Regions from separate parts of the Homo sapiens genome. Here region 1 is linked to region 2. A link is an interaction called in ENCODE POLR2A ChIA-PET data of the cell type or tissue named here. Cell type or tissue: CD4-positive, alpha-beta T cell. All regions are shown on one strand. Each heading gives the region's core, and the rest is flanking DNA. Links, peaks and the distances in the headings are about the cores only. Region 1 overlaps AP4B1-AS1 (AP4B1 antisense RNA 1). Region 2 overlaps RSBN1 (round spermatid basic protein 1).

The links. Peaks named below come from ENCODE experiments on the same cell type or tissue, not always from the same donor. Only the 100,000 strongest peaks of a DNase experiment are listed, where the experiment ranks them.
Region 1: POLR2A ChIA-PET joins it to region 2 with 7 read pairs; 5 of 35 experiments call an interaction of 5 or more read pairs at or near these places.

Annotation. Positions count from the first base shown.
Region 1 is chr1:113,869,144-113,875,764 of GRCh38, forward strand. The region is part of intron 3 of AP4B1-AS1 (AP4B1 antisense RNA 1); the gene reads left to right. PTPN22 (protein tyrosine phosphatase non-receptor type 22) reads right to left here and starts at 2,569. Exons shown (of 21, transcript NM_015967.8): 1 at 2,394-2,569. The coding sequence starts at 2,480. RefSeq lists enhancers at 1,707-1,756, 2,315-2,574. In CD4-positive, alpha-beta T cell, for the core only: no CTCF peak of the experiment used is centred there; a DNase peak (open chromatin) is centred at 5,368; H3K27ac peaks cover 56 bases.
Region 2 is chr1:113,788,765-113,796,147 of GRCh38, forward strand. All of the region lies in intron 2 of RSBN1 (round spermatid basic protein 1), which reads right to left. Among named protein-coding and RNA genes, the nearest start is that of RSBN1, 20 kb to the right of the region's middle. In CD4-positive, alpha-beta T cell, for the core only: no CTCF peak of the experiment used is centred there; a DNase peak (open chromatin) is centred at 3,967; H3K27ac peaks cover 1,725 bases.

The DNA.
Region 1 (6,621 bases), core at 4,122-6,621, 82 kb after region 2:
AGGTGGAGGCTGCAGTGAGCCGAGATGGTGTCATTGCATTCCAGCCTGGGTGACAAGAGCAAAACTTTGTCGCCCCCAAAAAAAAGACCAGATTTGTATGATTAAAAGATCACTTGGGTGTTGAACTGAAAATTGACTGAAGGTGGGGCAAGGCTAGAGGCAGAGAAGCCAGTTAGGAGGTAGCTGCTATATTTTGGTGAGAAATTATAATGACTTTAGCTGAGAAAAGGTAAAATATTAGGGATATAGTCTACATTTTTTTTTTTTTGAGACAGAAGTTCGCTCTTGTTGTCCAGGCTGGAGTGCAACAGCTCTATCTCAGTTCACTGCAACCTCTGCCTCCCGAGTTTAAGCGATTCTCCTGTGTCAACCTCTTGAGTAGCTAGGATTACAGGTGCCTGCCACCACGCCCAGCTAATTTTTGTATTTTTAGTAGAAATGGGGTTTCATTATGTTGGCCAGGATGGTCTCAAACTCCTGACCTCAGGTGATCCACCCGCCTCGGCCTCCCAAAGTGCTGGGTTTACAGGTGTGAGCCACTGCCCCCGGCCAGTCTACATTATTTTAAAAAACACAACCAAAATAAAACAGAGGCCGGCACTGCCCCTCAGCTCACTTTTTACATCTATGCCTTGGGTTACCTTGGCTTAGGAATTATAGTCCAGGGGCAGGGACATGTATACACATGTGCTAGAACTTCCTACTTATCTCCTTTCAGGTAACTCTACCAGAGGGGCTCAGACTGATCAGCCAGTGGCAGTGAGAGCACATTTTTCATAGTACCACAAGATTATCCATGTTGAGCTGACATCGGAGTTCCTATCATAATATCTAATCACTCAATAATATCTAATTACTCAAGACTTTCAGAGTGTTTTCACATCTGCTATCCGGTACCAGAGTGTTAGCTCCAGGAGGCAAAGGTTTTGGTTCTTTTTGTTCACCGCTGTATTTTTAGTGCTTAGAACTGAACTTGGTACATACTAAGTGCTCAATAAATGGTACTCAATAAATGACCACATTTAATGATTGTTATTGATATTTAATCATCACAACAATCCTGTGAGGATAGGTAGGACATGTATTATTATCCCCATTTTATAAGTTAGAAAACAGAGAGATTTAAGAACATGTCAAATACTTCATAATTTGGTGAAAAAAAATCATGATTTAATTTCAGGTTTGTACTTCAGTTCCCCTCTTTCCACCCATTTCTTCACAACTGAAGAGCTAAGGTTTAAAATTCTTATATCTCTGAAACGCCAGCTGTAAGCATTCTAAAATACATGATAGGTACTATTAGACACCCTATGTTATCTGATATCTCAGCTTGTAGGGTGAATGAGGCCTACCCAGCTGCCATTGCATCAATAATCACAGTTCTCTCAAAGGAGATTCACTGTTCTTCTGGGTAATCTAATCCACCCAACCTGAAGCTACCTTGTACTCATGTTTCTCTCCTTGACCTACACTTGTCTCTACTCTCCATCCTAGCCATTCCACTTCTCCAAGCAAAAGAAGTTAAGGAAGCCCTGTTATTGAAAAAACACATGTTATAATATATTTTTCATATGAAAAAGAAAAGAAAAATGATGGCCAGACATAGTGGTTCATGCCTGTAATCCCAGCACTTTGGGAGGCAAGATGGGAGGATTGCTTGAAGCCAGGAGTTCGAGACAAGCCTGGGCAAAAAAGCAAGGCTCGTATCTACAAAAAAGAAAAAAACAATTTTTTTTTAAATTAGCCAGGCATGGCGATACACACCTGTGGCCCCAGCTACTCAGGAGGCTGAGGCAAGAGAATCACTTGAGGCCAGGAGTTCAAGGCTACAGTGAGCTGTGGTTGCACTGCTGCACTCCAGCCTGGGTGACAGAGTAAGATTCTGAATCTTAAAAAAACAAACAACAACAACAAAAAAAACTGTGGCAGTGGGTAGTTTTGGTGCTCTTCAAAAACCTTTGTCAACCAAATAGAATCCCAGAGGGGAGGCTAAAAATGTAATATTGCATGAAAAGTTAACATTGGTCTCTTTCTTCTTAATATTAATTAAAATTAGTAATATAAAGCATAAACCACAACTTAGATACCTGGGGAAATCTGGATGTTCAATTAATATTAGTGTTTTTACATCTGGAGTTGTATATGTCTTCTGTAGGATTCCTAACCAAACTCCAAAGAACTAGCAAACAAAATATTAAAACCAGTAATTTTGAGAGAATACCTGAAATACATGCAAACCACTCAGAGAAGTCAAACTTTTTTTTTTCTGTCTTCCCCGCCAAGGTCTCATATTTACTTTATCCCAAGAGCAATTTGGTCTCGGAAAATTGGACCCCCATAGTCAGTTAAATAGTGTATGTAACTACCCTGAGAGGGTCACATACAGGACTCACCAGAAATTCATTGGCAAACTCCTCTTTAGTAATTTTCTTGCTTTGGGCCTCATCCAGGAACTTCTGCAGAATTTCTCTTTGGTCCATGCTGCAGAGCAAGAAAAATAGTCTATAAGTAGGTTGAGGGAGGGCATGTCAAATGTGTGTCATGGCCGAGACACCTCCAAAAAGCCACTGCTGCCGCCTGAGCAGAGCATGCTGAAGGCTGTGGTTTACTGACTTCATCACAAGCCCTAGAGGAAATTAGTACGTAACCACCTTCTGTGGTCACATAACACAGCCATCATCTCACTCCAGGGCCCTAGTGCCTTCCTTCTCAGCAAAGGAACCTGGTTACAATTCAAATTTTTAACAAACAAGAGGCTAACTAGAACGTAAAGTGTGGTCTGCTTAACTGAGATTATTCCATTCCATCACCCATATGCAAAACTCACCTTTCTTCTTGCCTCCCAGAGAAAGAACAGAATTACAGGTCTCCTGAATGAGTTCTGTCTCTCCCCATTTTCCCAGTGAGCACAAGGGCCAAGTTGACACCTTCTGTTTCCTTATGTCCCAAATGAACTCTGCAAAGTTCAGTTAGGCCCAGGAAAGAAGACAGACACTGTTTAGAGTGAGTGACATGTCTTCTACCCGGACTGTTCATCGAAAGGTTTCTTGTCAGTGTGATCAATGAGAAACTTCTGTTCATCACAGAAGGTATTTTTATTCATAACTTTTAAGTCTGCTATATATACCTCAAACTCCCTTTTGAATGAAGCAAAGTCAGATGCTTCTGACAGTCTGTGTCTCTCCCAGGACTGGGGAAGTGCTGACCTCCATTAAGGGAAGTGTTGATTTCAGCACCTCTTCAACCCTCCCAGTAACCTTTGAAGCTTCACTTGGGTTCTGGATATAAAGACTAAGAGTGTTGGTCTATATAGGATCTAGAGCAAGTGGCCCCCACAAGGAGCACCTGACCAGACAGTTAGCTCAATACCCTGCATATGTAATGCTGGTAAACTGTGATGGAACAAAAAGAAAGTAAAATCAACCACCTTGCTGACAACATTGTAACTTTTAGGGCAGAAAGCCTGAAGAACTGTTTCTAAAGAACACATTTCTACTCTGCAACCAATGTCTTAGGAAATAAATTTGTTTCAGGAAGTTATGCTGTGCCTGTGGCATTTTGGCCCTGAAAGGCAGGCTCTTCTAGAAAAACTTTCCACATTTGAGCTTGCATAACCTCTCAATGGGTACAAGTCTACCCAAGTGCCTAATTCAGTGTGAGAACATCCAAAAATCAGTATATCATCTTTATTGAAGGCAGAAGTTCAACAAATGTTAACAAAATTAGTCTTGATCCTGAAGAAAACTGGGAAATGTGTTGTTAGGACTTCCTCTATTTAAGATATTAGCAATCCTTTCTGTTTTGCAACATTATTCAAACTTCCTTCAGGATATCATGATTCTGAACACTGCTTAATCTGAACATTAAAGATACTGCATGCTCTTTACTAAGTACTGCAAAAAAAAAAGAAAGATCATCGAGATATCTTGGTTATAGACAACTTAAAGACAATATTTCAAATTAAGAAACTCAATCCCAGTATACATAAATTAAAATAAACCCTCATTCTTCAGCAATATTTGTTAGGAATAGTATATTTCTTAAATTATCCCCATCTAGAATTAAGAGAGAATTTCTTGCTGCTCTAAGTAACGTGATGTTTACTTTGGCTATTTTAAAACATAAAATATGGGAAATCTTTGATTTATAAAAATACAAAATTTCAAGTTTGTAATAACTAAAACCATGTAAAAGTGTGTACATAGTTAAAGACTAAAAGAAGCAAAAAAGAATCAATTGTGTAAGTTTGCTTTCTAAAATTATCATAATTTTAGAATTATGATAAAGTTTGCTTTCTAAAATTATCATACCGTTTTTAAAATTAGAAATAAACATTTAAAAATCCATTAAGTTGTTCAACAAATTTATTGAGTACCCACTAAATTCTAAACATTGTCTTAGGAGATTGGCATACAACACTGAGAAAGCCAGAATATGGTAAAAACAAAACAAAACAAAACAAAAACATCCTTAGCCAGTTAATAAAGCAACTCAGAACTAAAGATACAGACATGATTACTGATAAAAATTAAAACACTCCTTAGGTAACTTTGGGAAAGAAAATAAAAATAAAAACATTCCAAACTAACTTGCTTAATTGCAGAGTAGCAAAGCATAATCCTAAAAGGAAAATGATTTTCTATGTTTGGACAAAGAAGATAATATAGTTTTATAATTTCTCTGTACCCTTAGAATGTCCTCAATTACACAAAACTAGAACTTTATTAATTTTTATTAATTGATGAGGCAAACCTGCCTAATAAAATTTAAATCTATTTTTCTCAAGCCTATATTTCAGCACAATCTCTTACTAACTTTCTTGTTTCTTCTTAATGAGGGAGAAGACAGAAATAAATAGGAGATAACAAAAAAAATTTTGCTTAGATGCCTCCATAGTCCCTTTCCTCAAAATCTAAGAATCTGTAAATAGTGTCTTGGCAGAACTTCACACTTTTTTAAAAAAGCAAGCAGCAATCTATTCTACTGTAAACCCAAAAGGTATAGAGACATTGTGAAATAACCAAACCCCCAAAACCCACTTAGCTACAAGGCCATTTCCTGAGCAGACCACTCAAGCAAGCAAAAAACAAACTGAAGAAGAAAACAAAAAACTTTAATTATTTTTTTTGTTTTGGGTTTTTTTGTTTGTTTGTTTGTTTTGTTTTGAGACAGGGTCTTGCTATGTTACCCAGACTAGTCTGGAACTCCTGGGCTCAAGTGATCCTTCCACTTCAGACTTCCAAGTAGCTGGAGCTATTATTTTTTTTTTAAAAAAATAAGCTACTACTTAATTTATCACACTTCCTTCTACAGAGCACAATGCTTTTTGATGAAGATTGTGTTGACTCATTTGTATCTTGCGGGAAGATAAAGAGCTGGGGAGGGGAAACAAGACATGCAGTAAAGGTTGGCAAATACCTAAAAGAGTTTCAGAATTTATGATGAATCATTTAAACCAGTCTGGCATAAAACCTAAGTGAACACAATTCCATGCAATAAAAAAAGACTCACAAACATTTTGCCAGAACCATCAAGTAAATTGTGGGAAGTAAATTGTGGATAAGCACCTGAAGAGGAGTGACAAGGCCACATCTCACTGCTGCCTCATGTGGCTGTAGTGCTTGGTCAGAAGGAAGAACACAACAGAGAAGAGTGCTGGTCACCATGTCACCTGTTCCAAGAAGAGGGGAGTATGCTAGTTTAAGGGGAAATATCAGTATCACAGAGGTCAGGAATTAGATTACAATAAACATTAATTGAGGAGAATTTCAGGGAAGACTACAAGGGTAAGATAAACTATTCAATAGGAAAAACATTCAGGATTCTCAGAACATCCTTCTGTCTTTTAGATGAGGGGGAGACATGTTTTACCCTGGAGAAGATACTTACCCAACCTTAGCTTTAGTTTCACTACTCTTGCCTTTCCCTACATTCCAGGGTCATTGATTTGATATGGGATATATATACTGTCTGTGAAACATTCAGTCCTTTGTAAGCATTCTTTTGATCACCAAGGCCTATTGGAAATTTCTCCTCAATGTCTTTTAGATTCAACCTGTCTTTTCCATTCCCACTTAGCCCCATTCCCACTTTCACACCCGGATTCCTATAGCAATAAACTTAGAGTATCTTCCTATCTATATGTTTCCATTCTAGTATCTCCTGTTAACCAAGGCTGGATGAAAGTTCTTAAAACTGCACTTTAATGCTAAAGAATCAGAATAGTTATTGATGATCTACGGGAACAAGTCCAGATTCCTTAGCTTGTCACCAAGCCCCTCCCTGTCAACTATCCCCACCCAACCTATCCAAGCACATCACCTACAGACCTCGTTCGTTCTACTACCACTTTTTTCTACTTCTCACCTTTACCCCTAAGTTTCACCACAATGAAAATAAAACCATAAAGCTCAATTTTTCTTCAAAAATCTTGCCCCTAACTCTGTTTCGCCATGATCTTCCCTTAGTCTGAATCTCTTCAATATAAATCTGTATATTCAGCTATAGAAGTTTTCATTTATTCAATTTCCTTGTCTCCTATAAGTTTATTTAAGAGTTTATTCAAAAGATGTCCCCTGTATTTTCAGATTTATCAAAGGCAATGATAGTGTATTCTATGCG
Region 2 (7,383 bases), core at 2,888-5,387:
AGAAACCCCAGGATACATGCGTGGATAAAAAGACCTATCAAAATAGGAAGATCCCTTGGCCAGGAGTTTGACATCAACCTGGAAAACACAGGAAGACCCTCTACCTTGCCCCCACCCCGACCCAAAAAAAGACATTTACACAAATGCTTACTGTAACACCATAATATTATAAAACTGTAAACAACCTCAATGTCCAAGAATAGGAGAATAAATAGTGAGTGTGATATTGTGCAATATGTATCTGGTCTTCATCCCTATTTCCTGAGGTAGGGCTCCTAAACTCCTTGTTATCTCCAAATAGCTCTATTTTTGTATGCTAATATTGACTAACAGCTTTAGGGCGGGGCTGGTCACCTGAAAAATAAAGGTACAATTAGAGGGTTGGACGGTCAGCCCTACCCCCAACCTCCAGGGAGGGGTGCTAAAGGTCAAGCTGACCACCAACGGCCACTGGCTTAATCAATCAAGCCTACATAATGAAGGCTTCATAAAAACTGAAGAGGTTCTGAGAGCATCTGGATAGCTGAACATGTGGAAGCAGACAGGAAGATCAACAGGAACTCATACATTTGCTGGGAGGGTGGCATACCCCAACTCTACGGGGAAAGAAGCTCCTGTGCTCGGGACCCTTCCAGACCATGCCCTGTGTATCTCTTCATATGGCTGTTTATTTGCACCCTTTAACATATCCATCACACTAAACCCATAAACATAAGTATTTCCCTGAGTTCTCTGAGCTACTCTAGCAAATCCACTGAACTCAAAGAGGGGATCGTGGGAACCCCAACTTGAAGCCAGTTGGTCAGAAGTTCCAGAGGCCTGGACTTGTGACTGGTGGGAAGGAGAGGCCAGTCCTGGGGACTGAGCCCTCTATCTGGGATCCAAAACTGACTCTGGGTAGTGTCGGAATTGAATTGGATGACACCCAGCTGGTGTCTGCTGAAGAACTGATTGCTTGCTTGTTGTGGGGGAGAAATCTCCCACATTTGGGCAAAGAAGTCTTCTGTGTTGATTGCTGTTGTTTGAGAGCAGAGGAAAAGTAAAGTGTTCAAAAACAGTGATACAGCTGCCCAACAAAATACCAAATATAATGGTTAAAATTAATGTAGAGTTAGATGTATCAAAATAATCTTCAAAAACAATGTTGAACAAAAATAACCTGCAGAATGATACACACAATACACTGTAGTTTTAAAATACAAAGGTACAAGTATTGTTTTTATGTTCATTTGGTATTAGTAAAATGTTAAAAGATAAAACGACATGATAAGCCACAAATTCAGAATAAAGATTTACTTCTAGGGAGAAAGGAAAAGTTTATTTAGAGAAAAAAAAAGCGGGGGAAAGACACGAAGCAGAAATTCGCTTAATATATTTTATACTTTTAGTTACGTGGGGAGTGGGAATGGAGAAGGGAAAGGTTGGAGGGGTAGTAGCGGGTAACTGACATCAAAGATCCTAACCTAATGGGTATAGAGTTTCTGTTTGGTATGAGGAAAAAGTTCTGGAAACGGTAGTGGTAATAGAACAATATATATACCCAATGCCACAGAATTATACACTTTAAAATGGTTAAAATGGTAAATTTTGTGTATATTTGACAACAGTTTTTTAAAAACCTTAGCAGGCTAAGGGATGGTATTCATAACACAAGTAGACAAATTAGCCTGACAAATTAGCCTTTGAGGAGGAGATAGAATATCTTCTCTACTGTAACAGGAGAGAATGAGGAAAAGATGTATACAGATAAAGTTTAAATAGTATTTATGAAGAACAGGTAAACAAGCTAAACAAAGAAAAGAAGTAGGCTTCCCAGGCAATGTTGACAACCCAATGGGAAGCATTATAAAATGTCATGAAGAGACAAAGTCCCCAGTGATGGCCAATCAAAACATGATTTTTTAAAATTTGCACTTTGTAGAGGTCAGATAAGATTATCTCTTAGTTTATGATGCTCTGAAATTCTAAAAAGATGCTATCTACAGGTCAAATGAAAGGAACTAGAGTAATGGTAGATGGTATATGGTTTAAAACAGTGTTTCTTAAACTTGCCTGATCATAGGAATCAAGTCGGTCAAGGTACTTATTTCATGCCTCACTCCAGACCTCATGAACCAAAATTTCCAGAAGAGGAACCTGAGAGTCTAATGTATATTTGAACTAGCAACCCCAAATTATTCTTAGGATCTGGCAAGTTTGGGAAACTCTGGCCTGGAAATAGCAACTGAAAACAAAGAACAAGTTGAATTCTACAGCTTTCCGGAGTTTATGTACTGGAGCACAGTGGAGGAACAAACAGAATTGGGAGGACTGGAGGGAGGTAAGTACGAGACCAAAGAACAGAAAAAACTAAAGCTGCCATGGAAGCAGGAGACATAACGCCAACAGGAAAAACACAGTCTTTGGTAAAATCAGAAGGCAAAGTGGGGAGGGGAGAAGGATGTGGCATCAAAGAGAAATATGCCTATTAAAAAAAATAATAGTTTTGCATAAAATTTATTCTCTTTATAATATCTATAAAATGTTAAACAATTATCTTTGAATATATATACTGCTGTCAATACATATGTAGTGTTTAAATTAGAAACTCAACTTCACAGTTATCCTGTATGAATTTCTGAATTAAGTAAGCTCAACTGTGTCCCCAATACATAGAGCTTCTACAAAGGACAATTATAAATCTGTTAATAACTCAGGAGAACACCAAGCTAAAAAAGCACTATGTGGAAAACCCTGTGTATGGGGGTTGAGAGCGGGTGTGGATTATTCCACAGAACTCACGTTTCAGGAAGAAGCCTATTCAAGCTGACTTTTTAAAACACAGAAAGGAAAAAATTAGCCAGCGATCTTCCTAACCTTGTGCCTTGTGAATAGAAAGGCATTCCTACTTTAAAATATATAGTGAAAAAACAGTGTGACTGGGTCAAAGTGAGTACTTAAAATAAGAGGAAAAAAAAAAGAATCAAGCCTACCATTTTTATTTATGCCATTTTATTTTATAAAACCTGCTACTTAAAATGTTTATTTCTCCTTTTCTATAACACACTAATAATGCATACAGTTCCTTAAGGGTTTCTGAGCTATTTCCCAAGCTATATACTACTCTACTAGTTCTATTCTTATTAGTATTACCAATTCATTATAAAATGTTAATCAATCAAAGATCAGAGTGCATATAACAAGCCCATATAAGGCCTTGTCCCAACACACAACGAGGGAATAACATTTTTTGTTTTTCTCTGGAACCGTAGACACTAAAATTATACACGCCAATGCTACAGAACATTATCATTTTATAGAGTAATAAAAGTAATATAAGAAATAAAACTACCTAAAGTTAAAAAGCTTTGATTCTCAGTGAAACCTCAAAATTATATATGAAAATTTTTGAAAAAGATACTTAAAACATGCAGATTTGCCAATCTTCCCTACCCCCAGCAAACACATAACACACACTCCTCTCCATGTACATCCTTCAATTACTTAGTTGCCAGAAGATCTCAGAGGTGATATTGAAAACAATTCCCTTTTAACTTCACTGTATTTTTAGTGTTTGTTATTATTTGCGCTTGCAATTTATGTACAGATTTTGAGACCTATATGGCCTTGGTGGTCCATTTACTAGCAACATCAGCATCACCAGAAAATGCAGACTATAAGCAAAGCTAGTGCTCACACCTGTAATCCGAACATGCTAGGAGGCCAAAGCAGGAGAATCCGTTGAGACCAGGTGCTCAAGACTAGCCTAGACGACATAGTGAGACTCTGGCTCTATAAAAAAATTTTTAAATTAGCCAATTGTAATAGTACACACCCGTAGTCCTAGCTACTCTAGAGGCTGAGGCACTGGAAATAGCACCTGAAAGCGAAGAACAAGTTGAGTTCCACCACTTCCTGAAGTTTATGTACTGGGGTACAGTGGAGTAAGAAACAGTAGAAAGACTACTAGAGCCTAGGAGTTCAAGGCCTCAGTGAGCCATGATCACACTTCATGATCACACTTCAGCCTGGGCCACAGAGCGAGACCTCATCAAAGAAAGGAGAAAGAAAGGAAGGGAAGGGAGGGGAAGGGGAAGGGAGGAAGGAAGGAAACTCAACTTTATAAAGTTATCCTGTATCAACTGCTAAGAGTTAAGTAATCAAACAAGGATCAGCTTACTGTTTCAATGGACATATAAATTTTTCTGCTCTGGTATTAGAACATTTGAGTTTTCTAGAATGTTAAAAGAAAACCCTATATGTGGATCCTAGCTTTAGCCACCACAATAATTTAAAAATATAAAAATAACAGAAGTTTTCATTTTTCTTGCACAAAATCTACATTTTACTTTCTCCTGCTTAGAGGAGCTGAGTTCTAAAGCTTCTCAAAGTTTAATGTGCATATGAATCACCTTTTAAAAATGCAGATTCTGATTCAGAAAATCTGGGTAAGAGCCCAGTCTACACTCCTAGCAAGCTCCCTGGTGGTGCCAAATTCATACATAGAGCAAACTTTTAGTAGCAAGGTTCTAAAGAAAAGGCATAATTTACAATAGTATTTACCTGTCCACGGTTTGCAAAGCACTAATCTTGATCATGTCTCCAATTCAATTCCTAATTGATAAACCTACCACTTTCCCATCCTTACTTACTGGATCCTTCATATGGATAAAATAAACACTTCATTCTTAAAATGCAGAAAACTTCTAGTCTTTCTTCTGCCTGCCTTTCTTTTTGGTCTTTTCCCATGTTCATCATACTTACTTGTGGATGCATCACAAGATTCCACCCTTAGTTTCATCTCTTTTCCACTGCTATTGCTGGTTCCATCTTCTGCATCTCCGCATCTCCTGCATTAATGGGTTCAACTTCTGCATCTCCAACCTAGACACATCTCTCAAACTTGGATCCATACATTCAATTCCTAAGAGTTCTTTTTTTTTTTTTCTTTTTTTCTTTATTGAGACTTGCTCTGTCGCCCAGGCTGGAGTGAGTGACGTGATCTTGGCTCAGTGCAAACTCCACCTCCCAGGTTCAAGCCAGCATCCCAAGCAGCTGGGATTACAGGCGCCCGCCACCATGTCAGCTAATTTTTGAATTTTTAGTAGACATGGGGTTTCACCACTTTGACCAGGCTGGTCTCAAAATTCCTGATCTCAAGCAATCTGTTCACCTCAGCCTCCAAACTGCTGGGATTACAGATGTGAGACACCATGCCCAGCCTCCTAACAGTTATTTCTAACCGTAAATTCCCACAGGTACCTTCAACTCAAAATATCTCAAACTGAGCTCATCAACACCCTCTAGCCACAGAAACCGGCTTTTTCAACCATGTATTGGCTTTGACCAGCATCGCCATCCACCCATTTGTCCAAACCACATCTGAAGACTATCTCTCTCTCTCACCAAGACTAGTTAAATCTCAACCTTCTAATTATTTCTCAAATTTCTTTCTTTTCTCTCTAATGTCAGTACCAGTTTGGACGTGGAGCATTTATGACATGGTTACTATCGTAACTAACTGGTATTCTTGCTTCCAATCTCATATCCTGCACCACCAATTCCATCCTCCACACTATTATGTAATCTTTGCAAACATAAATGGATAGCAAGCATTTCCCTATTAAAATTCACCAATGACTCCCAATTATCTTTAGGAAAAAGTACTAACTTTTTAAAAGCATGTCATCTAAGGCTCTTCACAATCCTAATCATGTCTCTCTCTCTCTGGTCTCAACTCCTTCCATCCCTTAACAGTCAGTGCATACTCTTGCCATGTCAATCTATTTGTAGCTCCCTCTAAGTGCCGCATTCTCAAATGCCTCTGTGTATTTGCATAGGCTGTTATTCGCTTAAAATGTTCTTACCAAGTTAAGTATTAACATGCTTTCAAGATTGTACTCAAGCATCACATGGCTTAACATGCCTTTTCGAATTACCTCAAGTCTGCATTAGGTAACACAGACAGTGCTCCCTCTATTACAGGGTTTTCCCTATGCGTACCTCTACTCAAGTAGTACTCTGTATTATAATTGCTGGTTTACTCATCTCCCCCACTAGACTGAGCTCATCAATTAGTCCTTTTAAGAACACAGTGCCCAGTACATGGTAGGTTCTCAGTAAGTGCTTGCTGAATAAACTATCTTGAAATATAGTCACGAATAATTATTATGGCTACATATTTAAACTATAAATAACTTCCAATAACTATGTCTCTAAAGCAATAAAAAATTTATTTGACTTTATTTCTAGGTTTAACAGAACTTCATAAAATGTCAAAAGACTTCAGGTAAGTCCACACTGCCCTAGGTATTTGTTTAATTCCCAACGATCTAAAGGGATTTGTTAAAAATATTAGAAACAAAGCCTTTTGCATGCTGTTTCACACGGAGATACTTTAATTTCACTGACCAGAGTGTTAGACAAATAAAAGCACTAATCTCTTCTCCATGGTAAAATGATGTGAACATTGTTCAGGTGGCCTGGGTTTGCATCTGGACTCTTCTACTTACTAGCTATATGACCTTGGATAACAAACAATGAACATCTCCCAGCCTCAGTTTCTTCCATGGGAAACACAGATAAAATTGCTTACCTACCTACCCACTAGGTTGTTTCAAATATTCAGATATGAATGTGAAAGCATTTCTATAAACCATGAAGTGCGAAATCAATTTGAACTACTGTGTTAACTTCTATCCCAACATCTGCTAAAGTTGCAAACTTCAAAGTTTAGTCGGCTAATCCAACCTCCCATATCCACACCATACTCTTCTCTAATGACTGAAAATTCATAAATAAAATTAAGTTCCAGGACCACCAGAGCACAGGACTCATTCAACAGTCCTCAATATTCTTATGTGGTTGAAGCGTTTAATATCTAATTTAATCATAATCTGAAATGTTCTTAAAAAGTGGTTATTTTTTAAATCTCAAAGTAAGTATCAAGGTAAGTTGTTGGTACAGTCATTTAAATTTCAGCTCCATTTTAAAAAATTAATTGGAGGACAAAAATCAGCAGGGAATATTTCAAGATATTTTCTTTTATTAACTATTTAGACTGGATACTGTCTGTTGACATACAAATTTGATCCACTTTAACTAATATGAATGTTAAAAAGACACCCTTACAAAACTGGGACAGTTTTCCCCCAAATTTCTGGCTTATTTCTCAGAAATGCTTGTTGGTCTATCAAAAGAGAAAATTTGCTGCATTTTTCTAAACTAAAAAAATGATAGAGCATGTTGATTCTGCTCTCAGCAATATCTTTCCTTGTTAAATAGGGAACTTATGGGGATTATGGACTATATTAGGAGAAATGTTTTCAGTCTCATCTGCAATATTTATAAAAATAGGATTCCTTGACCTTCAAAGGGCAAAACTTAAAAAAAAAATGAAAATGA